2 separate regions of the Homo sapiens genome follow, and region 2 is linked to region 1. Evidence: read pairs that join two places in POLR2A ChIA-PET (ENCODE). Cell type or tissue: Panc1. All regions are shown on one strand. Links, peaks and the distances in the headings refer to the core of each region. The heading gives the core; the rest is flanking DNA. Region 1 overlaps HEY2 (hes related family bHLH transcription factor with YRPW motif 2). Region 2 holds the start of NCOA7-AS1 (NCOA7 antisense RNA 1).

Region 1 (12,503 bases), core at 4,722-9,721:
AAGTACTAGAAATTAGGAGACCTGGATCATGTCACTGTGGGAAAGATGATCTAACGTGGCTATGCCTCCATTTTTCTCATCTGAGAAATGAAGCATAGTCTAGTTTATGTTCTTCTAACTCTGAAATTCTGCAAATCTGTGAATATATTCATAAAAATCAATATGTACATGTTATTCACTTAATGTAAAGAGAATGGATATTGGGGGACTACCTTGGTATATATTTGAATGAAAGTGTCTGAGTGGGAAAGCAGAAATTGTGTATAAGACCAAATGAGGCTAGGCGCGGTGGCTCATTCCTGTAATCCCAGCACTTTGGGAGGCTGAGGCAGGTTGATCACCTGAGATCAGGAGTTCAAGACCAGCCTGGCCAACATGGCAAAACTCTGTCTCTACTAAAAATACAAACAATTAGCCAGGCATGATGGTGGGTGCCTGTAATCCCCACTACTCAGGAGGCTGGGGCAGGAGAATTGCTTGAACCTGGGAGGTGGAGGTTGCAGTGAGCTGAGATCTCACCATTGGACTGCAGCCTGGGCTACAGAGCAAGACTCTGAATAAGAAAAAAAAAAAGACCAAATGAGACTTAATGTGGATATTAAAACATCTTTAATAAACTAAATTTGAATAAGCTGCACTATCATTTATTGATAATATACTATGTGTCAGGTCTTATGAACATTATCTCATGTAATCCTCAGAAAATCCTCAGAAAAAAAATTAGCCAGGTATGGTGGCCCACACCTATAGTCCCAGCTGCTAGGGAGGCTAAGGAGGGATGATTGCTTGAGCCTGGGAGGTCAGGACTGCAGTGAGCTGTGATCGTGTCACTGCATTCCAGCCTGGGTGACAGAGCAAGACCCTGTCTCAAAACAAAACAAAACTATCTTACTAATGATAAAAACAAAGCTTAGTAATTTGTCCAAAGTTCAGTAATTTGTCCAAAGTTGCATAGCCATTAAATCTCAAGATGCATCAGGTCTGTCTGATTTCAAAACCTGTTCCTTTAGTCTTTATACTTATTATACTTTTTGAAGAATTGAGATATTTTATAATGACTTATAAATATTGAATAGAGATAAATTCACTAGAATTATAAATATGGAGTTCAAGTTGTTTATAAGTGGTCTGATGAATAAGCACCAAGAATTTTAAGAAGCTCCCACATCTTAAACAAAATTGCTTAATAAACTTGATTTAAGTCATTAAACATGCATTTTCCTAGATATGGCTGTGAAGTTGCTGTATTATTAAGCAAACAACTTCCTTGTTAATGTCTTTACTGTATCAGTAGAAAATATACACTTACACAATTTTTTTTTTTTTTTTGAGATGGAGTCTCGCTTTGTTGCCCAGGCTGGAGTGCAGTGGCGTGATCTCGACTCACTGCATCCTCCACCTCCTGGGTTCAAGTGATTCTCCTGCCTCAACCTCCCAAGTAGCTGGGACTACAGGTGCCTGCCACCACGCCTGGCTAATTTTTGTACTTTTAGTAGAGATGGGGTTTCATTGTGTGAGCCAGGATGGTCTCAAACTCCTGACCTTGTGATCCGTCCACCTCGGCCTCCCTAAGTGCTGGGATTACAGGCATGAGCCACTGCGCCAGGCCGGAATTTTAACTCTTAAACTATACATTTAAGCATAACAAACAAATAACTTTCACCACTTCTCTCACTGTGTCATATCCTAAAGACAAACAATTTGTGAACTTTGTTTCTTCTTTTGTCCAAGCTCCTGATATCCAGAGCAAAGGGATTGTCTTGTCTGCTGCATCTTGGTGTTTGGAGAAGTGGCTAAATGCATTTATATCGAATTATTGTTCCTGTGTTGTTTTGTCTGTGGCTCCCACTCTTGGGAATCCTTGGGGTTTGAGGATCGCATCAAAAAAGTATCTCTGGTATGAGAAATGGTCAGTGTGGCCAGATAATTCATGGGTTGAGCACTGAGACTCGTTTCCCATGATCATCTTGGTCAGGAGGCACTTGGTGTTTTAAGCCTATTCTCTTGATGCAACACATATGCCTTAAATCTGTTTAATGATTTAGCAGTGATGGACTCATGAATATATTTCAGATGGGCCCAACAGCCTCTCAAGCTTCCTTCCAAGTATCAGTAAAAGACGTGTTACCACAGGCAAGGTTTTTCCCCTGAGCTTGGCCATACCCTCATCTCGCTTATCTGATGGTCACCAGCTTGCACAGGTCTTTTTGGTTTTTGTTTTTGAGATGGGACCTCCCTCTGTCACCCAGGCTGGAGCACAGTGGCATAATCATAGCTCATTGCAGCCTTGAACACCTGACTCAAATGATCCTCCTGCCTCAGCCTCCCATGTACTTGGAACTACAGGCACATGTGTGCTCGGCTTGCACGTGAGTTTTCATGAGTTACCACACCCAACCATTTGTACTATTTTATGCTTATGTTTTCATTGTCAGAAAGATGTCAAAACAATAAAATAAATCTAACAGTGGCTGCTTGTAAGATCAAAATGTGACTGGCTTAGTTCTCATTTAAGAGTGGCTTGTGCCTGGGACAGAAATGTGTTATCATGAGAGTCATGGTCTATGTGCCTCTGTGTTTTGCCCTCATGACTGCAAACACGTCTCCATCATCTTGCCAGATCCCAGACAAGCCAATTTGATGCAGCTGTGCTGGGACAGACTGGTTAGGACAGGGAAAGAAGCCAGTCATTGCTGGCATAAGGGAAAGTCTACCCAAACAGAGCTATGCAAAGCTCCAGGCACATTGTTTTGGTGGAAAAAGAAAAAAAAAAGTCTTTAGGTTCTCTGCAATTAAGGAAAAAGGTTAAAAAAGAAGTGCTGAAAGACCTAGGAAGGTAAATCCTGTTCATCTTGATAGCTTATAATCAGGAAAGGAGGGGTTAATGCAACTAAGATATTCATTTGTGTTCAGAGTCATAATTTATTACTACACTTATACAAGTAAAACATTACGAATAATAGCCATTCTTTGCAAAATACTTTTTCTTCTGCATGAGAAAATGTGACTTTGTTTTCATTGTAATGAAAACACAAGACTTACAATGCAAACTTGATACAAGAAACTTTAGAGTTAAGTGCCAAGGTTATTCAACCTCTTTCTACCCCTTAAAAAAACTTATAATACATTCTGTTACATCCATGTCACACTTCATATGCATGAATCTCTTCATTTCCACACACTAACAGAATGACAACAAAGGTCAAGAAAACCAGATATTTATAGAAGGCTAAGAACTTAGAGGCATCTAAAAACGTCTCTGGGCATAAGATTTTTGAAAAATTATACACGTATTAACTGTTAACTGCTATCAAAAACATTCTTTAACTCTAGGCTGAAGAGTTAGGTCAGTTAAAAGGCCCTTTCTGATAACAAGAATTATTAAAGTGAATGGGTTACTGGACAGGTCTTCATAGGTCAAATGAAGAATTTTGTTTTATGGCATATGGACCTATGGTGTATAAACATTCAGAATAATCCAGCATTCTCCCTAAACAACAACAACAACAATTTCTTATCTTTTAGATATGGAAGATTGGAAATGATTTTTTTTTTCAAACTCAATTTGCTTAGTACCTTAATACTTCACCATTTTGCCACACCTTTGTCAACCACTTTGAGTGAGATGATAGAATTTTCTTTGGTAGCCTTTAAAGATTAAGCTCATAGATGAAGAAAAGATACGTGTGACTTGATTGAAAGTTGAGTTAAAACTAGAGAACTGCCAAAAATAATTTCCCTTTTATGTTGCATTATAAAGTGGAGTTATTCCTTTTTTCATCCTTTCATATATTAAAAGAGTGAGATGGAAGTGGTTTTACGATAATACTGTAGCTGGATTTACTGTCATCTTTAGTCCAAACTGATCCTAGGCAGGCTGAAATCCTGGGGGAGTCTGGATAACTCTGAGACCAAAAAAGCAGTGTCAAAAGCCACAGCCTAGAGGTCAAAAGTATGAATTTAAGTATCAGATAGTTTTCAGATAGTTTAACTCAAAGCTCAACCTGCTAGGAATGGCCTTGGACAATTAAGCTTTATTCTCCAATTCCTAATATGTAAGTAAGTAAACTATTATCTACTCTACAGGACAGTTATGAGGCTTAAATGAAGAAACAGATTTCAAGCACTTAGCATGGGGCTTAGTATAGAGAACAACTGACCAGTATTAGCAGTTAGTATCATAATTGATTTTCTTTTTCAGACCTGCACCTTACAGTGGGTACTGGTTCCCACAGTCAGAGCAGATTCCCTGACCACTTCCTTTCCTTTCCTTTGAAGTTAGAAGTAAGGGAGCCATGGGAAAAAGCACCACCTCATGCCTAGAGAACCATTTCCCGTCTGCCTCTGGCCCCTCACGCAAGACTGTCTATGTAAGCTCAGGGGCTTTTCTTCTTCTTAAGATCTCCCAACCAAGTTCAAAGATTTAGCCTTCCAAATAATATGAGCTATAGTCACAGTTTATGATGTCATGTTTGCTGCAATGCTTTGTTGTAGTTGCTGAAATATTCACAGCCTCAGTCAGTGCTTAGATCTTAAAAGAATTATAAGGGGAAGTCAAACTCCATTCTTCAGTAAAATGCAGCAGAACAACTAGAAGCAGTCCCATTGGGCAATAAAAAGTTTAAAAAATGCATCTATCTTTAGACCATTAGGCTTACAAAGTCAATCTAGATTCTTTGATTTTACTAGGTAGGACTCTATCTTATTGAGACATTTTAAAAGTAAGCTAGAACAGCCACATTTTAATCTATGTACAACTCTAGCCATGAATTTCTAAAATTGCATTGGAGTACAATACTGTGTTATTGTATTGCCTAAAATCCGAGATGCCATTGAAATTTTTTTTTTTACATTCTAGCAATTAGGAAGTTTTATGGTCAATGTGTAAATTTATGTTGTAGTGGTTCTTTTTCTTTAAAAACTGATCTTCAACCAATAGTGTATCTTGTAACTAATGGAGTCTTAGACTCACGGAAATATAGAATTCTAAAATCATATTGCTTTCTCATGATGTTACCTAAGGTGATTAGTCTGACTTTGTGGTAACTTAATGATTGGCAAAAAGAACAATTTGAATATATAAGAAAGATAATCCAAAAGGCTTCATTATGTTTGATAATACCTATGCACAGGTGCATAGGAGAGCCATCTCTCTGGTTAATATTTGAACTTTTCCCTAGCTGCTTGGGAGGCTGAGGTGGGAGGATCACCTGAGCCCAGGAGGTTGAGGCTGCAGTGAGCCATGATCACACCACTGTACTGCAGCCTGGGTGACAGAGGGAGCCCCTGTCTCAAAAAATATATATATTTTGACTTTTTAATGTTTCAACATCACTTTAAAGGTCTCTCATATTTCTTCAAAAATGCAGTATCATATTTGTGATAGTAAAATATCCAAAGAAGAGCAAAAAGCCTCCTCCCCCTAGCTCCCAGAATCTCCTTTTGTCACTTTTAGTGCACCTCCTTCTTTTGAGAACCCCTGTGAATAGCTAGGGTGGCAGCCATACCTATCACTATCAGTCTATAGGATTGTACTTTGATGTGCTACTATACACCATGCAAAACTCAACATATACAGTGCAATGCTGGGCCACATAACAGTTATTTTAAAAAAATACCTTCTGGCTCACTGACGTGAACTTTAAACAAAATTTCTAATTAGTCATGCACATAGCTTTAAACAGTTGGAAAAACACAAATTTCTAAAAGTGTTACCTTTTTCCTTTTATCTTACTAAAAATCCTTTGAGTTAATTTTGGGACTTTTACACAAATAAAAGCAACCATCAATAAATCAAACCCTGAAAATTCTTTTTCCCTAAAATAACTTTAAAGGGTATAACTCTTTTTCTATTTTGGTAGCAAACATGAGAATTACCACATCTGATGGTGGAATACCACCTTCACAGAACACTTGGATGGGAGATGGCAACCTCCGGTGGTCAGGTTAATATAAACAGTGAGATGTGATGCTACAAGTTGATCATATGAAACATTGATCATAATTAACTTGAAATGATTGAATTACTGACAACGATTATCTTTAGGAACACTTTCTTATTAACTATGTTGCAAGTTCATTTGCAAATATTTTAGTCAGTGGAATTGAAAAATAATAATCTGGCTGGGCATGAAGGCTCATGCCTATAATCCCAGCACTTTGGGAGGCTGAAGCAGATGGATGAATTGAGCGCAGGAGGTCAAGAGCAGCCTGGGCAATATACTAGGGCCCTGTCTCTACAAAAAATACAAAAATTAGCCGAGTGTGCTGGTGCATGCCTGTGGTCCCAGCTACTCGTGAGGCTGAGGTTGGAGGATCACCTGCACCTCGGAGGTCAAGGCTGCAGTGAGCCATGATCACACCACTGCATTTCAGCCTGGGTGACAGAGTGAGCAGAGTGAGACCCTGTCTTGAAAAAGAAAAAAAAAAAAGAAAAAAGAAAAATAATAATACATATATAACCTGCAATAAAAAATGTAAGAAAAAACAAAAAGTAAAAGAAAGGGAGGGAAGGAGGAAGGAAAGGAATTTATCTTAAAATATTTAATTCAAATAAATTTTAAATTCCTGATCTCTAAAAGTTTACATTTCAAAAAAGGAAAAGAAGTTCTCTGAATGCTGACATTACAATAGGAATACATTCAGGTTTTAGATCTTAAAGTAAAAATTATATGGCTGTTGTCCACAAATCATGATTATAAAGCAAACACCTAAGACAACGAAATCAATTTTCTTATTTGCTACCTCATTCTATTAGAGCCAGCTGGAAAATATAAGAACCACAAGGCTTATAGACACAAGAAACAAGGTGATTTGCTTTTGCCTCCCCTCGACCTTTTCATTACCCACTTACAGACAGAAATTAAACTACTTGCTGGATTTTTCAAAACCAGAATATAAAAGCCCTCCTTTTTCCTTTGAACAAATTGATAAGCATAATAAAAATCACTTTCATTCTTTTTATGTTGTTTGGCCCAATAGCTTCAGGAGCTCTATGATGGTTTATTTAGGCCTCACTGAAGCAGAGGCAATACCCATACAATCTCCACAGCAACAAAAGAAATTGTCATTGAAGCACAAGGGATTTATCATTAGGACGTATGTACACGCCTATCATGTATGTATGTGATGTTTTTAAAACACTCTACAAATGTTTTTGAATTACAACATGTATGACATGTTCTAGCTTATTATCCTATATTTGGTATACCATTTGGAAGTCTTGAATTTGCACTTTGCCAAGAACTGTAGTTAAGAATAAAAGGCAGAGGAAACTGATTATTTCTTGCCTCCAAGTATCTTACTGCCTATGCTTAGTTTACAAGCTCAGATAAATGTTATTTTCAGGCAAGCTGTGAATTATATCAAATGATTTTGAAAGACATAAAGAAAAGCCATAGCTTGGATCGTTAGTAAATAAAGACCTCTTGAAATTCATGTTGACTTTCCACATAGAAAGTGGAAGGAAACTTTTCTGCAAAGCAACTCATCCACATAAAAAATAGTCAAAAAGGACTTCATTTAATTAGTGGTATGTAAAGACTCTTGCATAGAAAAAGGTTACAAAGTAATGCAAAAAAGACTAGGTACAGTAATTTCAAAACAAATATTTAAAAGTATAATTTTGCATAACGTTTAACATTCTCATAATGTTTATTGCTTTCTCCACACAGTAGAGAAATGAAGTGCATAATACATGCTGTGTCTCTTATCTTTTAAACAAAAACTCTCACGTGCTTGATTTCAGCATATTAAGAGATTATTTTGTCATTAAACGAAATCGAAAAAAACAAAACCACAACCCCATTACATAGCACTAGTTTAGGCATGGGCAAAAATAACTTATGTACATCCCATTGCATACATTCATCTTGTTTTGGGATCAAATGCAATCACTAACTTGACAAAGAGCTTTAAAAATTGTAGCTTTTCTCTTCCTAGTGCTCCCTCCTTGCTTCATCACCTCCAGAAATGTAACTTCTCCCAAAGGGTGACAAGAATAGATGTTGCATCATTAGGAGAAAATGAAGAGGATAAATATATAAAAATAGTCCTAATGAAACTGAATAAATTAAACCAAACTCCTACAAACTGGAGAGTTTTCAAGTTGGCATGAATTAAATAGCCTCTGGTGGACACATGGTAGGCAACTGCTCATAGGTGCACTATATAAATGTAAGGTTTATATAAAGCAGCACCATATTTTGAGCCATCCAAAAAAAAAAGTGCCTGGGGGCCTGCAGGCAGAGCAGAAATGCTTGTTAATCTGAGAACTGATGAAATAATTGCTTATACCAATGCACTGCTAAATGTCACCTCTTGGCATGTCTGTACAAAGAAGGCAAACTAAGATAAAACTAGATCTTTCAACTTGAAAATTATTTTCAGCAGTCATTTTGACCAGTAAAACCTGTTGGTTTCAGCAGAATACTCTTCTCTGGCATGGTATTAAAATGTCTGCAGCCTATTGCAAGACTTCTGTCCCTTTCCTTTCTTAACCTATCCTCCACACTCGTCTTCCCTTGTGCAATGTTATATATCCAGAAGAAAACTTCCTAAGCTCAGGCACTTACGAAACACGACTCTCTCACTCTCTCTCTATATATGTATGTCCCATCTAGTCTCAAGAGAATTCAGTCAGGGCATTTTACTTCCCCAATTCAGACATACTGATGCACTGCTGGATGGTACGGTCCATATATTTTCCAGGAAACTTCTAAATGGTAACAAGTGTGAAGTTTTCAAAAGTTGCTGATGTCAGTTACCGAGCTGCCTTGAACCAAACAAAAAAGGGAGAGAAAAAAAAGAGAATACCACATTTCCACTCGTGAGGTTTGTGTCTCAAATAGCTTTATTGTTCCTTTGTGGATCTGTCGGCATCTGTATGGCTACCTTCAGGGTGCAGAGGTTTTAAGCTGACTCTGAAATGGAGGACATTCAGTTACTATTGCAAGAAGTTCAAGAAAAATTTAAAAAGCTCCAACTTCTGTCCCCCAGGGTCGGTAAGGTTTATTGTTTGTTCCACTGCTGGTCTGCTGAGGACTGGACGTGGCTGATACTGACAAGGGCGGGCTGATGGCTGTGGCCGCGGCCACTGCTGCTGCTGCGTTTGGGGGAAGCATGGGGAATGCCCCCGCGAAGGACAGAGGGAAGCTGTGTGCAGCCGCGGTGGCTGCTGCGGCTGCGGCGTGGACGGTGGCAGAGAGGGACAAGAGAGAGGTGGAGAGAGGTGGCACGCAGGGGGCGACGCTGCCCGTGGATGGCATTCGGAGGGCTGAATCCGCATGGGCAAACGTGGCCGTGAGGAGAGCAGAGCCGTGGGCAGGAGGCACTTCTGAAGTTGTGGAGAGGCGACAAGGGGTTGACTCTGAGGCATGGAGGCCGTTGGGCTGGAGCAGGGCTGCGGGCAGGTGGTGGAAGGCGGCGGCCCAGTGATGCGGGTGGAGCGGATGATGGTGGTGGGCCATGGAGGATGTCATGGCCGCCGCCTCCCGCTGGGTGGCGCAAGTGCTGAGATGAGACACAAGCCGCACCCGCAGCGGATCCGAGGAGTCCAGGCCTTCCACGGAGCTCAGGTACCGCGCAACTTCTGTTAGGCACTCTCGGAATCCTATGCTCATGAAGTCCATGGCAAGAGCGTGTGCGTCAAAGTAGCCTAAAAGTGGGTTTGAGCAAAGTAGGGAACAGGAGAGAGATGGGCGGGAGGTAGGGGTGAGAAAATGGTATAGTCAACAATAACCACCCACTGATGTTCCACTCTGTCCTTCAGAAGACTGAAGTGGAACGATAATCCTTTCTGGAAATATTGCCAGCTATTTATGGTTTTAATTTTTTGCAGAAGTTAAGAAAGTATACTTTGCCACTCACATGTGTGACAACTCTGGCAATGCAATATGCTACAGTTGTTCTTGCAGCTAAATATCACAGTGGGGAAAAAAATTAAGAACATCCGCGTTTCAAACACTTCCAGAGAAAGAAATGGGGTCTCTCCCTTTGTATTGTGGGATAGTGAAATTCTCCAGGAAACTTTTTCATGGAAATACAGAGTTCCAGTCTCTCTGTCTCTGTCACATGAGTTGGAGATTAAAGGGCTTATCTGAAACATCTTTACTCTCTTGGCATTTTAACAGAGATGCCAAGTGCATCTTAGCAGCTTGAGGACTTTAGAAATGTGCTAGAATCGCAATAAATTCATAACTGCTTCTTGACTAACAATGTTTTTTATCAACAAAGTGAAACCATCTTGTCATAACTTTGTATAAAAAATTTAATGAAAACAAAATGAGTTTTTAAAAAAAATTTGGTTTCTTACTTGAAGATCTTATATTTCTGTCAGTAATATAAGGCTAAGTTCCTGATATGAAAATACTATATGTCAACGCCTAGTTTATCTGAAGTTCAAATATATGTCCTTACATTTTTCTAGCATACACCCAAGAAAAAAAATGTATATTAATTTTGTCAGTGTATATGCATGCACTCCTATACCTATGGTTACTACCATAAAAATGGCTAGAGCTTGGTCACATTTATCTGAGTCTCTGTCTGAAGATAATACATTAGAATAGAAAATAATAATGTCTAATTATTGGAGTGCCCATGTAGGGCATGTAGGGCACAATAATAATCAGACATATGGAGAAATGTTGCCCACTTTGAATGAGTGACGTCTGGTATATAAAAACAGATTATTTTTCATTTACAACTTTTTAAAAAGTAATTTCCAAATCAAAAGTTTGGTCTATTCATTTTGGGGATGTGTATATACATGAATAAGAAATATCACATTCAAATAAGGTTATTTATTAATTTATTTATCTTTGAGACAGGATTTCACTCTGTCACCCAGGCTGGAGTGCAGTGGCCCAATCACAGCTCACTGCAGGCTCCATCTCCTGGGGTTAAGTGATCTTCCTGCCTCAGCCTCCTGAGTAGCTGGGACTATAGGCATGTGCCACCACACTTGGCTAATCTGTGTGATTTTTAGTACAGACAAGATCTCGCTATGTTGCTCAGACTGGTCTAGACCTCCTGAACTCAAGCCATTCTCCTGCCTCGGCTTCCCAAAGTGCTGGGATTACAGGCGTGAGCCACCACACCCAGCAGTTATTTTTATCTAAAACATTTACATTATCTATGTTTTTGCTGATCAAAGCATTACCTGTTTATTCATCACCTATTAAAAATTTGGCTATCTTAATCTGTAATCAAAGAACTTTGGAGATAGTAGTCACATATATTAAGAGTCCTAAAGCTAAAATTCCAACGATTTGGAAGTTCCCAAAAGATATTTGTGGCAAATATATACACTACTAAAACAGAAACAACAGCAGTACAAAGCTGATACCAAGAGAATATCATGAAATACGGAAGATCAGCAGCAAAAACAGTTATCATCCCAGGACTCTGACATAGTTAACAAACAGAGCCTCTTGGATTAGGATGAAAAGCTATTCCTGAAGAAGAGGTATTCATGGAAAGATTTCACATTTTGGTCCTCAGGGTTCTGTAGGGCTTTGCAGACTTCTGACTCCCATGAGAGAAAGACGGGGGTAATGAATAGAATAGACAGAGTCCAGAAATCCAGAGGGATTTCGAAACTTAGGTTATTCTACTAAATCCTCTCTAGATACTATTGTCATACCAAGACAGACTATAAAGAATGAACTAACAGAATTGGAGCCCCAAGAGCTTCTAAGAATTTTCATTACTGGTCATGAAGTAATTGAAATTTGTGGTTTGCCTGCTATGTTGTCATATATGGCTGAGCTCTCTGTTATATCTTAAAGGAATATAAATTATGCAATTCCTATCCTATTGTGGACTTCAGAGGGAAATGATGATAAGTAGCTCCCTTTTGTGAATGGATCTTGGGCCAACAGTAACATACATGTCCATACCACTCCCTCTACACCAGCACTATTCTATCGGCCTTAAGTGAATTAACTTGTAACAGCCTTATGAGTTATATAGTATGGACACTACAACTGTCCTCTTTTTACAGATGATAAAACTGGACCAGCTCGCAGGGGGTAATTTGCCCAAAGTCACAGAGCTAATCAGTGGCAGAACCAGGATTTGAAATCAGGCAATCCAGCTACAGATACGATGCCCTTCACCACTGCACTATGAGGCAGTTGGTATTCTTTTACAATGTTAACCCAAACAGCCAGCTCCCTTCTTTTTATTTTTTCTATTTTTTTTGAGATGGAGTTTCACTCTTATTGCCCAGGCTGGAGTGCAATGGCGCGATCTCGGCTCACCACAACCTCTGCCTCCCGGGTTCAAGCAATTCTCCTGCCTCAGCCTCCTGAGTAGCTGGGATTACAGGCATGCACCACCATGCCCAGCTAATTTTGTATTTTTAGTAGAAACGGGATTTCTCCATGTTGGTCAGGCTGGTCTGAAACTCTGGACCTCAGGTGATCCGCCCACCTCGGCCTCCCAAAGTGCTGGGATTACAGGCATGAGCCACCACACCCAGCCGCCAGCTCCCTTCTTGA
Region 2 (12,503 bases), core at 3,393-8,392, 57 kb before region 1:
GACTTCATATATTTTAATTCATTCAATCCTCTCAATAACCTTATAAGGTAGGTACTATTATTCCCATTTTGGGGAAAACTAGACCCAAAGCTCCACAGTAGTAAGTAGTTCTATAGAGAAGAAACCTGCAGGAGGTCCAAAAGCAAAAGTCTCCCAAGTTTCACCACAATAGTTCCATCTGGGGGTTTTGTGAGATGACTTTACTGTTCTTGAACCAGGATTTGGAATGACCAATCAGTCTGGGATTTCAGGTTAAACAGAAACATGCTTGTGATTATTCGTTGAAATTAGTTTATAGGAACCCATTAAACTGTAGTGTGGGTAAGTATATTTACTGAACAGGCACTTTATGGACAGCTGCCAATCAGCCAATGTGTGTTAGATGAATAATTTTCAAATAAATTCATTTTTGAATGATAAAAAAAAAACCCTCACTCCCAATATGCTAACAATTAAGGAATCCTCTAAATCAATGGGTCTTTTTTTAATGCTGGCCCATAATAAAAAAAATTTAAACTGTGATTCAATATGTACATACTTAACATTTAAAACACAATTTTCATAAACAAATATTTATTCTTACTACATACAACACATTCTGATATTTTCTATTTCAGTCCAGCTTAGTCCAGTCTAATCTATTCTGTTCTGTTCCATTAAAAAAAAAATGCTGTTTCTTATCCACTAAACTGATTTCATGAGACCCTAACGGGTTATAACCCACAGCTTGTAGTATTTTACACAGAATTAAGTAACTTAGCCTGTTCCTCAAAAACGAAGCAAAAAGCATGAGTCTAACTATTAATGGCTAAATGTTTATAAGCCTTTTTTTAATCTTTAGGAAAAAGTTAATGATTTCCTGAAAACATTAGCAGATAAAACTTGACCATGGATATTTTTCCCAGTAATGAATGTCAAGCAATTTGTAAATACTCACTTAAGAGTTGCCTGGTCTGAACTCAAATGAGAAAATACAAAATATAAGCCTTAACATCACGGCTCATACAACAGTTTAGTTAGTAATTTGTAATACTGTCAAATAAGGTACTAGCAGCTTTTTCATAGAAAATGGTTTTGAAATATTCTCAATATTTTTAAGATTAATAAAATTGCTGAATACTGAAAAATTTGTAGTGATAAAAATTAAAATTCACAAACCATTTATATCCTACATTAAAGAAACTGTTTTGAATATTGTGTCAGTTGATCAACAAGTATTTAACACTTGCTGTATGCCAACCACTATTGAATAGGCCCCTTGAAAGAATAATGAACGATTGGAGAGTCTCCACCTTCCAGATGTCCATTTGCGGGGGGATTGACTGTAAAACCAATAAACAAATAAGAGCTATGGAAATCATGCAAGAGAGTGTCCTTGAGCAGTGCTGTGGATCGCTTCATCTCAGGTGGATGGCGCTTTGAAATTGAAATCCAATGTTTCTGGTAAAGTCAACTGTAACATTCTCCTTCCATGCCCATATATAATTTTTTTTTTCTATTTATCACATTATGATGCTAACAGCATGTTTTTTTTTGTTGTTTTTTTTTTTTTTTGGAGATGGAGTCTCACTCTGTCGCCCAGGCTGGAGGGCAGTAGAGCAATCTCGGGTCACTGCAACCTCTGCCTCCTGGGTTCAAGTGATTCTCTTGCTTCAGTCTCCCATGTAGCTGGGATTACAGGTCTGTGCCACCATGCCCAGCTAATTTTTGTATTTTTAGTAGAGACGGGGTTTCACTATGTTGGTGAGGCTGGTCTCAAACTCCTGACCTCAAGTGATCTGCTTGCCTCAGCCTCCCAAAGTGCTGGGACTACAGGCATGGGCCACCATGCTTGGCCCTAACAACATGTTCTAATCCCCCTTTCAGACAAAGTAGACACTAATACTTAGTGCAATGTAAACTGAGGTAACATGAAGAATAACACTCAGAGATACAGACACAGCAGACAGGGATTTGGGGCTCAGGCCCTCCATTTAAAGGCTAAGTGATTTGGGGTAAGTTATTTCACCTCCTGAACAACAGATTCATTACCTGCATTTATATTTATTTGTAGGATCATTTTAAGGATAAACAGAATGCTTGTGAAATTACTTCATAAAGTTCCAACAACTGCTATTATTATTAACGTGTATTAGAATCAGTAGGCATAGTGAAACTGATAAAATAAAATGACCAAATATTAAAAAAGTATAAAGCTAACATTTAGCAAGTACTTAAAACTGTTCTATTTGCGTTTTATGTATCAACACAATTAAAACTGTGCTATGACTGAGTATCTGAATCCAACAATGGGCAATAAATTTCTCCTCAAATGCCAGACATACTAAAGATGATTTAAGATGATAAATCTCTAACAGCCCTTGGCCAGCAGGAAAAAACAATCTACAGTTAATTAAAGAAAGGGCAAGAGTTCACATCACACCACTCCACCCACGTGGTATAATCATTCTTGGCACTGGCACACCACAAAGAGATGGCTGCTTCCTAGGATTCAAAGGTTGCCTCTGTGGGGCTGGAGACAAGGAGCATAACACTTTGTGCTCCACCAGTGCTGCAGATCAACCACCCAGATCCATCCACGTGATGCCTTCCACTGGACCTCAGACTCTGTATTTGACCAAGAGGACAAAGGAAGGCTTTTTGTACAGAATTATTTCTGCATTCATTTCTATCATGGGCAACTGCTCTTTTCAGACAACATGCAACCTTAGGGAGTAAAGTGGATCACTGTAATGCAACACCCTGACTTACACAGGTGAAGTATTACAGACTGCCTGCTTCCTATTGTCTTGGTAGGTTAATACTCTGACATTAACCATATTATAGATGAATAAGTTGATAAGACATGGATTATGGGATGTTGTCAAGTTATAAACAAATTATTTTTGAAAAGGTCGCTTATAAGTTAGACCTTTAGAACCTATGATGCATTTCTCCAAATTAATTTACACTGGTGTAAATTAATGTTCAGCTGTCAAGACTGCCCACAGAAATCTATGCAACCCACACTGTGAGTAGCAGCAGGTCAGGTGACCTGTGTTCTATAAGCCCCGTTTTGCAACTAAAGGGGCACATGGCAGCACTGCAGAGCATAAGCTCTGGATGGAGAAGGGAAGACCTGAGTTCAAATCCTGACACGCCTATCTTATCTCAGTGAAGTTATTCAACCCCTTTGAGTATAAATTATCATAGCAGTCAAATTATATTTAGGGATGAACTTTTTTTAAATCAGATGTTTGGTATGAAGATAATCTGGATCACTTTTTACAAAAGCCTTTTTCATATCAAGGCATGCAGAAAGATGATAATACTTCTACTCATCCCTGGGGTAAGATGCTGATCATAGCTAAAGATGACCAGCCCAGGTCTCTGACAAACCCAATCCCTGCCTGGCCACTCTGAGGACCAAGGGGGCCAGTATCACTGGCACGCCGCTTGACATGACGGTTCATCAAGCCACTCAAGTGGTGAGGCTCTGATTACCAATTAATATATCTAAAAGTACCCTGGGATAGAGCCAGCCTATCATGGACCCTTTCACCTCATGGGCTTAGGGTCCAACTGTTAAATAAAAGACTGTTAGGTTTCTCAAGGCCCTTTGACTATATAACTCCACTTCATTATATCCCAGAACCTAACTAACTGTGCTTATAGCAAAGTATCTTTGGGAAATGATATGGTTCCAATTTGGATTGTCGTTAAGTGTTCCTTCTTCCCTGATCTGAACAACAGGAGCAGCTCATGGGCTGAAAGTGGGAGGTCAAGATGAAAATTAGGTGAAGATGTAGGTAGACACAGAAGTAAGATCAGGAATGATTTGTTATTAAAGGAATGTGTGAGTACTCACTGTATCAGGTACTGTTCGTATATTACCCTCAATCTTCATAGCCATCTTGGTTTCATTTTACTTGAACACGAAAGCTACAAAGTGTACTATTCACACAACAGAGAAAGCTATACAGTGGGTTCAAATCTCCTCTGCCATGGAAAAGAGAATAAGGGGACCAGCTGTTCAGCTCTGGCCCTCCTTGCTGGGTCCCATTTGAGCTTCTCTCCAGTTCTGGCTGGTTGGGATGTCTCCTTCTTCAAAAGCATCTTGTTAGTTGGTTATTTTTAGCAACATTTAACAACTGAAGAAATGTAAGGTAAAGGAAGCTTAGAAGACTTGCCAGAGGTTATACACTGGAGTGAACTGCAAACACTAGGTGTTCTGCTTGTGGGTCAGAGGTTCAAGGGTGAAGAATTGCCAGGGCAGAGGCTGGAGATGGGAGCTAAGAAATGTTCTACACTTTGCATCCTTTGTCACTGAGAATGATGACAGAGGTGGTGCTGGCTCCTACTGCTGCTCTGAAAGGCTGGGTTAAGAGGAAAGCGGAGGTGGGAGCAGCAGTTCTGCTTTTCATGACAACCAGGGAATAGGGGAGGTGGGAGCCAACAAGGGACCTACATGAACACCCAGTCTGTGTCTTCGTCTATATTACTCACTGTTTACTCCCAGGCTCTCACACCTTATCAGAGGGGAAAAGTAAACCTCCCACAAAACACCATTTGGTTCAACTACAGATGTATTTTGGATATCTTCAATCAACGCTTGATCCTGAAAAAATGCTTTCAAAGAATCTTCAACCAATGGCATACAAGGACCTACTCGGAAATCACAAAAGCCAAATAATGTCAAGCAAGTGTGTAAGAAGACAGCCCTGTATGGCAATACTAAAGAAAATTTTGCATTCTAACTACAAGGGGAAGGAAGAGTCAGCAGGGGTGTAACAAATGACACATGATAGTCACCCCAGAGGATAGCATAAATTGTACACAGTACAAATAGTACAGAAAGTATAATTTGCTTTAGTAATTCAGTTTTTCATTTGGTTTTCAAGACCTGTCAGGGATCAAGAAATTAATATAGACATATACTAATTTTGCATATATAAATTATTTGCAAAACCATTTGTGAAAAAGTTTCACAAATCATTCAATCTAGATTTAACAACTGTTATAAAACTATCCTGAAGCACCTGAAAACCAGTTGGACCAGGGTCAGAAAATCCAAAAAATTCATCAGGTCTTATCCAGAATTACTCTATCTAGTAGCAGTATTAATCCACCCCTCTATTTAGAGTTACACAGGCATATTTCAAGATAAATTATAAGAAAGGAAAGACTGGGTGACCCTCAAATCACTAATTTCAATCCAAAATTATTAAAATAGGGTATTTTAAACTCTATTTTGATGTTAAAGAGCGAAACGTCAACAAAACAGGTTTGGCAAAGGACTATTTATCAAACACAGTCACACAACGATTATGAAACCACATGATAAGATAGCACACAAAGAAAACATTGGCTATTTAACTACTCAGGAGGAAAAACTAGGTGTTCCTAGTTTTTCCTAGGTGGAAGGGGGAAGCAGGCTAAAAAGCAGTTTTTAGGGTTTCAGATATGTAATTGTGGCAGCAGGCACAGCATCAGGGTAAATCTTCCTTTTGACTTCCTCAGAACACCAGTTGAGATTTATGTAAGGTGGTATAATTTAGTTTAGAGAAAACTGAGATTGCATCAGTTTGGCCTCACCCTTGGCCTGACATTTTATCCTTCTCTCCAGAGATCTTGCTTGGACTGCCCTTAAGTACGCTGCTCCAGAGAACTCTGCTCTACATTGTCAGAAACCAGCTTTCAAGTAAGTTCTGTTGCTAGTTCCACATGGTAATTCCACAGTTAAGTCAGAAGGCATTTGAAAAGATGTATAACTTTGGATGGCTCTTTTCTGATTATAGGCTGAAGGGGGTTCTTTTCTCTTTGGTTTGCCTTTTGCTTTTAATAGCTTGACCATTTCTGGCTTCCACTGCATTGTAAGAGCTAAACTACAGGTTTGTCAGTCAGTGTTTCTCTCTCTGTCTCTTTCTCTCTCTCCCTGCTCCTACCCCCTCTTCTCTCCATTCTCCTCTCTCCATCTCTCTCATTTCCTAGTTACAAATCATGTTGTCTTACTGTCTTAAGAGCATCACTGATTTCATCCTTGTGCCACTGTCCCTATGCTCCCAAGATCACATTTCAGCATTTTAGGATACGTTTTTTGTTTCATTTTTAGAATACTTTTCAGAAGAGGTCATGATAAGCAAGACAATTTTACATTTCTGAGTTGAAAAAACTGTGCTGCTCTTCCAGAACAGTTTTGGTTTGTATTCTCAGTTTCAGGGGCTCCCCTGACTCTACATTTTAGGAACAAGAAGAGGTTAACATTGAGCAGGTTGTTCATGAACCGGCAGTTACCTTTACTACAGGAATCACTTTGGATTCAGGCTGAGAAGGCACTATAGCTCTTAAAATCACTATGTAGGGCAAGTGAAGAAGAAAGAAAAGAAAGAAGAAGAAAGTAAGGAGGAGGAGGAAGGAGGAGGTGGGAGAAAGAAGGAAGGGGGAGAAGCGGGAAGGGGGAGGAGGAAGAAGAGGAGGAAGAGGAGCAGGAAGAGGAGCAGGAAGAAAGGGAGGAGGTGAGGAAGGGAGACGGGGAGGAAGGGGAGGAGAAGCATGACCACCATTTTGACCTAAACTCATATCTTATCCACAAATAAATTCAAAATGGATCACAGACTTAAATATAAAACATAATGCTATAAAATTTTCAGAAAAGAAAAACAGGAGAGAATCTTCAGAACATACAGCTAGGCAAAGAGATCTTAGAATTCAGACCAAAAGCACAATTCATAAAAGGAGAAACTGATAAATTGAACCACATCAAAATTAAAACCTTTTGCTCTGCAACTCTGTTAACTGGATGAAAAGACAAACTACAGTCCGGGAGAAAATATTTGCAAATCACATATCCAACAAAAGACTAGAATGTGTACAATTCAACAGTAAAAACCTAAACAATTCAATTAGAAAATGGGCAAAAGATAGGAAAGGAGATGCCACTAAAGAAGATACACTATGGCTAATAATAAGCACATGAAAATGTTAAACTTCACTAACCATTAAGGAAATACAAATTAAAACCATAATGAGATATCACTACATACTTATCAGAATAGCTAAGATAAAAATAAAAAATATTGACACCACCAAATGACAATGCAGACAAACTGGATTACTCAGACTTTGCTGATGGGAATGTCAAATGTTACAACCATTCCAGAAAAGAGTATTGCACTTTTTTATAAAACTAAAAATACACTTATCTTTTGACCCAGCAATTGCACTCTCAGACAATTATCTCAGGGAAATGAAAACTCATGCTCATACAAAAACTTGTACATAAATGATTGTAGCATCTAGCATCTTTGTTCATAAATAGCCCAAACTGGAAACAACCTAAATGCCCTTCAATGGGTAAATGACTAAAAAGCTGTGATTCATCCATACTATGGAATGCTACTGTGCAATAAAAAGGAACAAACTATCGATACATGCAACAGCTTTGAGGGATGTCAAGGGAGTAATGCTGAAGGGAAGAAAAAGCTAAATGCCAAAGGTTACATACTATATGATTCCATTCACCTAGTATTCTTGAAATGACAAATTATAGTGGTTGTCAGAGGAGGCAGGCAGATGGAAGGAGTGAGTAGGGATACAAAAAGGTAGCATGTGGGATCCTTTTAATGCAACTGTTCTGTATCTTGACTGATGGTGACCACAGAAATCTACATGTGATATAACTGCATGGAACTAAATACACACAAACACACATACAATGAATGCTCTGAATAAGGCTGGTGGATTGTATCAATATGAATTTCCTAGTTGTGATACTGTACTATGGATAAAGAATACAGGGTATCTATTACTCCTTACAACTAACTACATGTGAATCTAAAATTATCTCAAAATAAAAACTTTGGAGATCTTATTTATTCTAAATATCCTATCTTTCTGGTGCCTCATCCATTAGATGCCTGATGTCTTCCTTCCCTAATCTGGTTACTCTCTGTAGTCATAATAGCAGAAAATATTTTACTACAATTGGTAGTTTAACTTGTGCTTCCCCAAAACCTTATTCATGATTTACTATTCCTAACTGGAGCATGCCTTTTGGAGATGGCCTTATGTTTAATACTGACTCTTATGCTGCATGAAATGGACAAAATATTTTCTGAGTCTTAGTTGCATCACTGGTAAAATGGAGATAAATTAACCGATGTCATAGATTTATTTTGAAGGCAATTAAAATAATAAGTAAAACACTCAGTACATAGTAGGTCCTTAAATTGTTTCTGTCCTTTTCCCATTATCAACCTAAAATCTAGCTTAATTACTAGATAAAAACATCAACAACAAACTTTGGTTTTGGCTCCAAGGCTCATGTTTAGAAAATAATAAATGCATCTCTAATGAGCACAGCCTGGGGACTGGGGATGGAATGAGGCTAAATTCAGTTCTTAACATGTATTTCAATTTAGGAGAAACATAATGTTTTTAAGCCTATGTTCTCTGAGTCTGAAAACATTCTGGCTTATCAAAATGTTTTACAAATGTTTAGCATATAATTCATTTTATTATGTTTAGTGAGTGCCACATAGACATTTAAATCTGTAAATGGTAACCAATCATATACTACATTACTTCTATTCAGATATCAACAAATTTATTTATGTTGGACAAGTTCCAGCCTTAAAAATGACTCTGATTCAAAAATATAATTTCACCCATTTCACCTACCTACAAAAATATTTCTTAGTAATAGACTCCCCACAAGGTGATAAGCTTTAAATGTGTCAGAGATTTTCAGTTATAGTCCAACCTATTAAGCTACAGAACAGTAGGAACAAAGCACTTAGGATTTAAAATTCAAGGTAGGTTGCTAAACATGGGATTTGGAGCAATTTGCAGGTCAGAGCATGACAGCTGGATTCGCTGAGCAACACTGGCCTGAGAGAAGTGTCAAAGCTAGAAAGAGAAGAACCAAATGTTACACTCCTCTAATATGAATAAAATGGATGAAGCAAAGTATAGTTTACTTCTCCTGGTTACCTGCTCTATTTATGAACAAGCACAAAACACAAAATGCGAAGTAATACTTGAGGACAAAGTCCCCTCAAATATTTCTTTAAAGTACTGATAACAATTTTGTAAAATGAATGCTTACCGAGCAAAATAACTTTGTTTCCGTTCCTTCTTCTCTTCCTTGGTATCCATAATACACAATCAAAAGTGCAAAGTATTTGAAAAAGTCCCTCTTTTTAATCAGTGAGTCGTAACCCTGTAAGAAAAGATAACAAAGCAACTGTAAACTTAAAAGTTTACACTGGCCAATGTGAAAAATAAAATGGAGTAGAACTACATGGACTAAAACAAATGAAAAATAAACTTTAACCAGGAAACAGTCACATGAGTCAAATATGAAATGCAAATGTCCATGGGAGAAACTACAATCAGAATGGAGATGTTAAACTATAAAGCAAAACCTGATGGAAAACCAAACTGCAGTATTTTCCTCACAACTAACAACTATTTTAAAACATGCCAAAATAAAAACCTTCACTGACTTTGGAAGATTGTAGCCTAACTATGTAGATGCTAATTATTTAAAAAAAAATTGAACTCATAATCACTCTTCCCAAGCAATTAATAAGGCATATGTCTCAGATAATTATGTAAAATGGCTCACTTAGGTGTTTTACAAGAATGTTTTTTTAAAAAAATAAAAATAACTTCAGCACTCTATTTTATTTTCGGAAACATGCCAGCAAGTACATCCCACTTGAGCAAATGTGGAAATGAAAGTACAAAGACACAGGAAGCTGTTCCTCAGCATGGCTTTAAACCCTTGCGTCTCCCTCTTCTCCACCCCTGCGACCCTCACCCACGCTTGCCAGCAGTGGCTTAAGCCTATAATATAAAAAAAGGTTGTCTCCAGATCAAGCTTCCTCAAATACCACTTTTATCATGCCACTCCCCTGCTCAAAAATTTCCAATTGTCTACTTATTCAGTGATTCACCAGTCTAAATTTCTGCAGAGCACTAACATTCCTAAAATTTGTCCTTTCACCCTGAAGCAATAGTTTGTTCACCTATCAAATTTAAATCAAAAAAAGCAGGCTGTGCGGTGGCTCACACCTGTAATCCCAGCACTTTGGGAGGCCGAGGCAGGCAGAACACTTGAGATTGGTAGTTTGAGACCGGCCTGGCCAACAGGGTGAAACCACATCTCTACCAAAAATACCAAAAATTAGACAGGCATGGTGGTGCACGCCTGCAGTCCCAGCTACTCCGGAGGTTGAGGCGCGAGAATCGCTTGAACTCAGGAGGCAGAGGTTGCAGTGAGCCAAGATGGCACCACCGCACTCCAGCCTGGGTAACAAAGGGAGACTCTGTCTCAAAAAAAAATTAGTAAATATAAATAAATAAAGCAAAGTGTATTCACAATCAAAATTATTTACTAATTCATTTCAATTCAATAAACAAATTAATCCACAATACATACTACATGAAAGGGAGTGTGATAAGTCCCAGAGGTCAAAGATAAAGACATGATATTTGCTCTAACAGTATATATTGTCTTTCAGGAGAGACACTTAGGATTTCAAGACAATGTGATATGTACTGCTGAAAAATAGACCTCAGGAATACTTAATTAGCTAAATTTAGCCATTTTCTAATGTATATTTTCAAAATATCATTAAAAAAACATATATATAATTTCTATTTGCCAATTAAAAACAAATAACACTTAACACTATGCAAGGCCCACCCCAGGTATCCTGAGCACACACTAAGGTTGTAGGTTAAGAATGGATTTCCGGCCAGGCGCAGGGGCTCACACCTGTAATCCCAGCACTTTGGGAGGCCGAGGTGGGTGGATCACCTGAGGTCAGGAGTTCGGGACCAGCCTGGCCAACATAGTGAAACCCCATCTCTCTAAAAATACAAAAATTAGCCGGGCGTGGTGGCAGGTGCCTGTAATCCCAGCACTTGGGAGGCTGAGGCAGGAGAATCATTTGAACCTGGGAGGCGGAGGTTGCAGTGAGCCGAGACCACTCCATTGCACTCCAGCCTGGGCAACAAGAGCAAAACTCCGTCTAAAAAAAAAAAAAAAAAAAATTGCATTTCCCAGGTAAAGGGTACGAGCAAGCAGGTTTCAATTGAACAAAAGCAAGAAGACAAAATTGTTCCCTTCTGTTCCAGGGTAAAGTGAGCTGAGGATGAAGACATGGGCAGGATCTGGGTCACGGAAAGCCTTGTATGCTGCTCTAAGGAGCTTGGACTTAATCCTAGCTGGCTATGTGCAGCCCACCCCCTTCACTGCACCTTGTCAGAGGCCATCAATTGCTCATGCTGAACCCAGCGGCAGCATTTGCAGAGCCATTACCAAATCCATCAGAGCTGGTCCATGAGATAAAACTAATTTTCTCATCCCCAAGGTACATGGAAGGGCGCCACCAGAGGGTTCTCCATGAGGGAGTGTAGCATAATCAGACGGCAGAGGTAGAGGATTGACGTGAGAGGATTTAAGGACAGGGTGAAGTAGATTCATTAAAAAGAAATTACAGTCAAACTAATTGAGGGAGGAGCACCCAAAACTAGGCAGCAGTAGTTGACATAGAAAGAGGAGGGATGGACTCAAGAAATACTTAGGAGACTGATGAGTTGACATTTGATGAGTCATGCAGTGTAGATAACAAGGAAAGTAAGGAATGAAGGATGTCCTCCAAGTTTCTGCTTCAGGAACTGCGTGGGTTACGGCACCGAAGATCTAGTACAATATACATGAAAAGGGCAGGCTGCATGTAGGACAGGGGAGCAGAAGGAGGTAAGAAATCGGTTGTGGACATTGTGCCTTTGAGACGGCTATGGGATAGTGGAGTTGGAGACATTCACCAGACGTTTGATTACACTGAAAGCACAGAAGGGCAGTGAAGGCTAGAGGAAAGGAATTAGAAATTATCAGCATATGCTTGTGGTTAGGAAGAAAAGGAGAAAAAACAATATGATGATGAGATCACCTTGGAAGCCTGACAACTATTCATTCAGCCCTGTACAGAAACATGGGAGTACACAGTCTCAGCTCTTACTAGTTTATCTTCACATCCCTGACTTGGGCTTCACCCTCAAAGAGTTTTCCATCCAGTCAGGAAAATATGACTGTGCAGATAACTAAACTGTAGGGTAGTAACTTGGGGCTGTCCAATGAATAATACTAAGTAAGAATCCAAAAGATGTGAAGTTCAATTCTGCTTGAGGTGATAAACCTTTCAGAGTGGTTAGGATTTCAATGGGTAAAGTGGTTAGGATTTCAATTCCAGAAAGTAGGAATGCCAGAGCAAAGGGATAGAAGTGAAAGGGGCTAGGCACACTCAGGCAAGGAAAGCATGGCTACCAGGTACGGAAAGGGAACTAATCTTGATGCCTGCCTACCAACAGCCATTTACTTCAACATATTATCCCTATGTTATCTTTTTATCTTTCAACCACACTATGATTTAGATGTCCTTATTTCCATTAAACTGATGCTGAGAGGTACTAATTAATTTCCTTAATTCAACAGCACTAGCTGTGGTGCGGCA

The links. ChIA-PET counts read pairs that join two places held together with the same protein. Peaks named below come from ENCODE experiments on the same cell type or tissue, not always from the same donor. Only the 100,000 strongest peaks of a DNase experiment are listed, where the experiment ranks them.
Region 2: POLR2A ChIA-PET joins it to region 1 with 12 read pairs; 5 of 35 experiments call an interaction of 5 or more read pairs at or near these places.

What each region holds. Positions count from the first base shown.
Region 1 is chr6:125,756,269-125,768,771 of GRCh38, reverse strand. HEY2 (hes related family bHLH transcription factor with YRPW motif 2) reads right to left here. Exons shown (of 5, transcript NM_012259.3): 5 at 7,503-9,655. The coding sequence ends at 8,970. Among named protein-coding and RNA genes, the nearest start is that of HEY2, 13 kb to the right of the region's middle. In Panc1, for the core only: CTCF peaks have their summits at 9,292 and 9,491; no DNase peak of the experiment used is centred there; H3K27me3 peaks cover 1,464 bases.
Region 2 is chr6:125,811,987-125,824,489 of GRCh38, reverse strand. NCOA7 (nuclear receptor coactivator 7) reads right to left here. Exons shown (of 16, transcript NM_181782.5): 2 at 9,086-9,199. The coding sequence starts at 9,135. NCOA7-AS1 (NCOA7 antisense RNA 1) reads left to right here and starts at 5,632. Exons shown (of 3, transcript NR_126386.1): 1 at 5,632-5,680. RefSeq lists a silencer at 2,313-2,607 and an enhancer at 5,906-6,407. In Panc1, for the core only: no CTCF peak of the experiment used is centred there; no DNase peak of the experiment used is centred there; H3K27ac peaks cover 1,538 bases.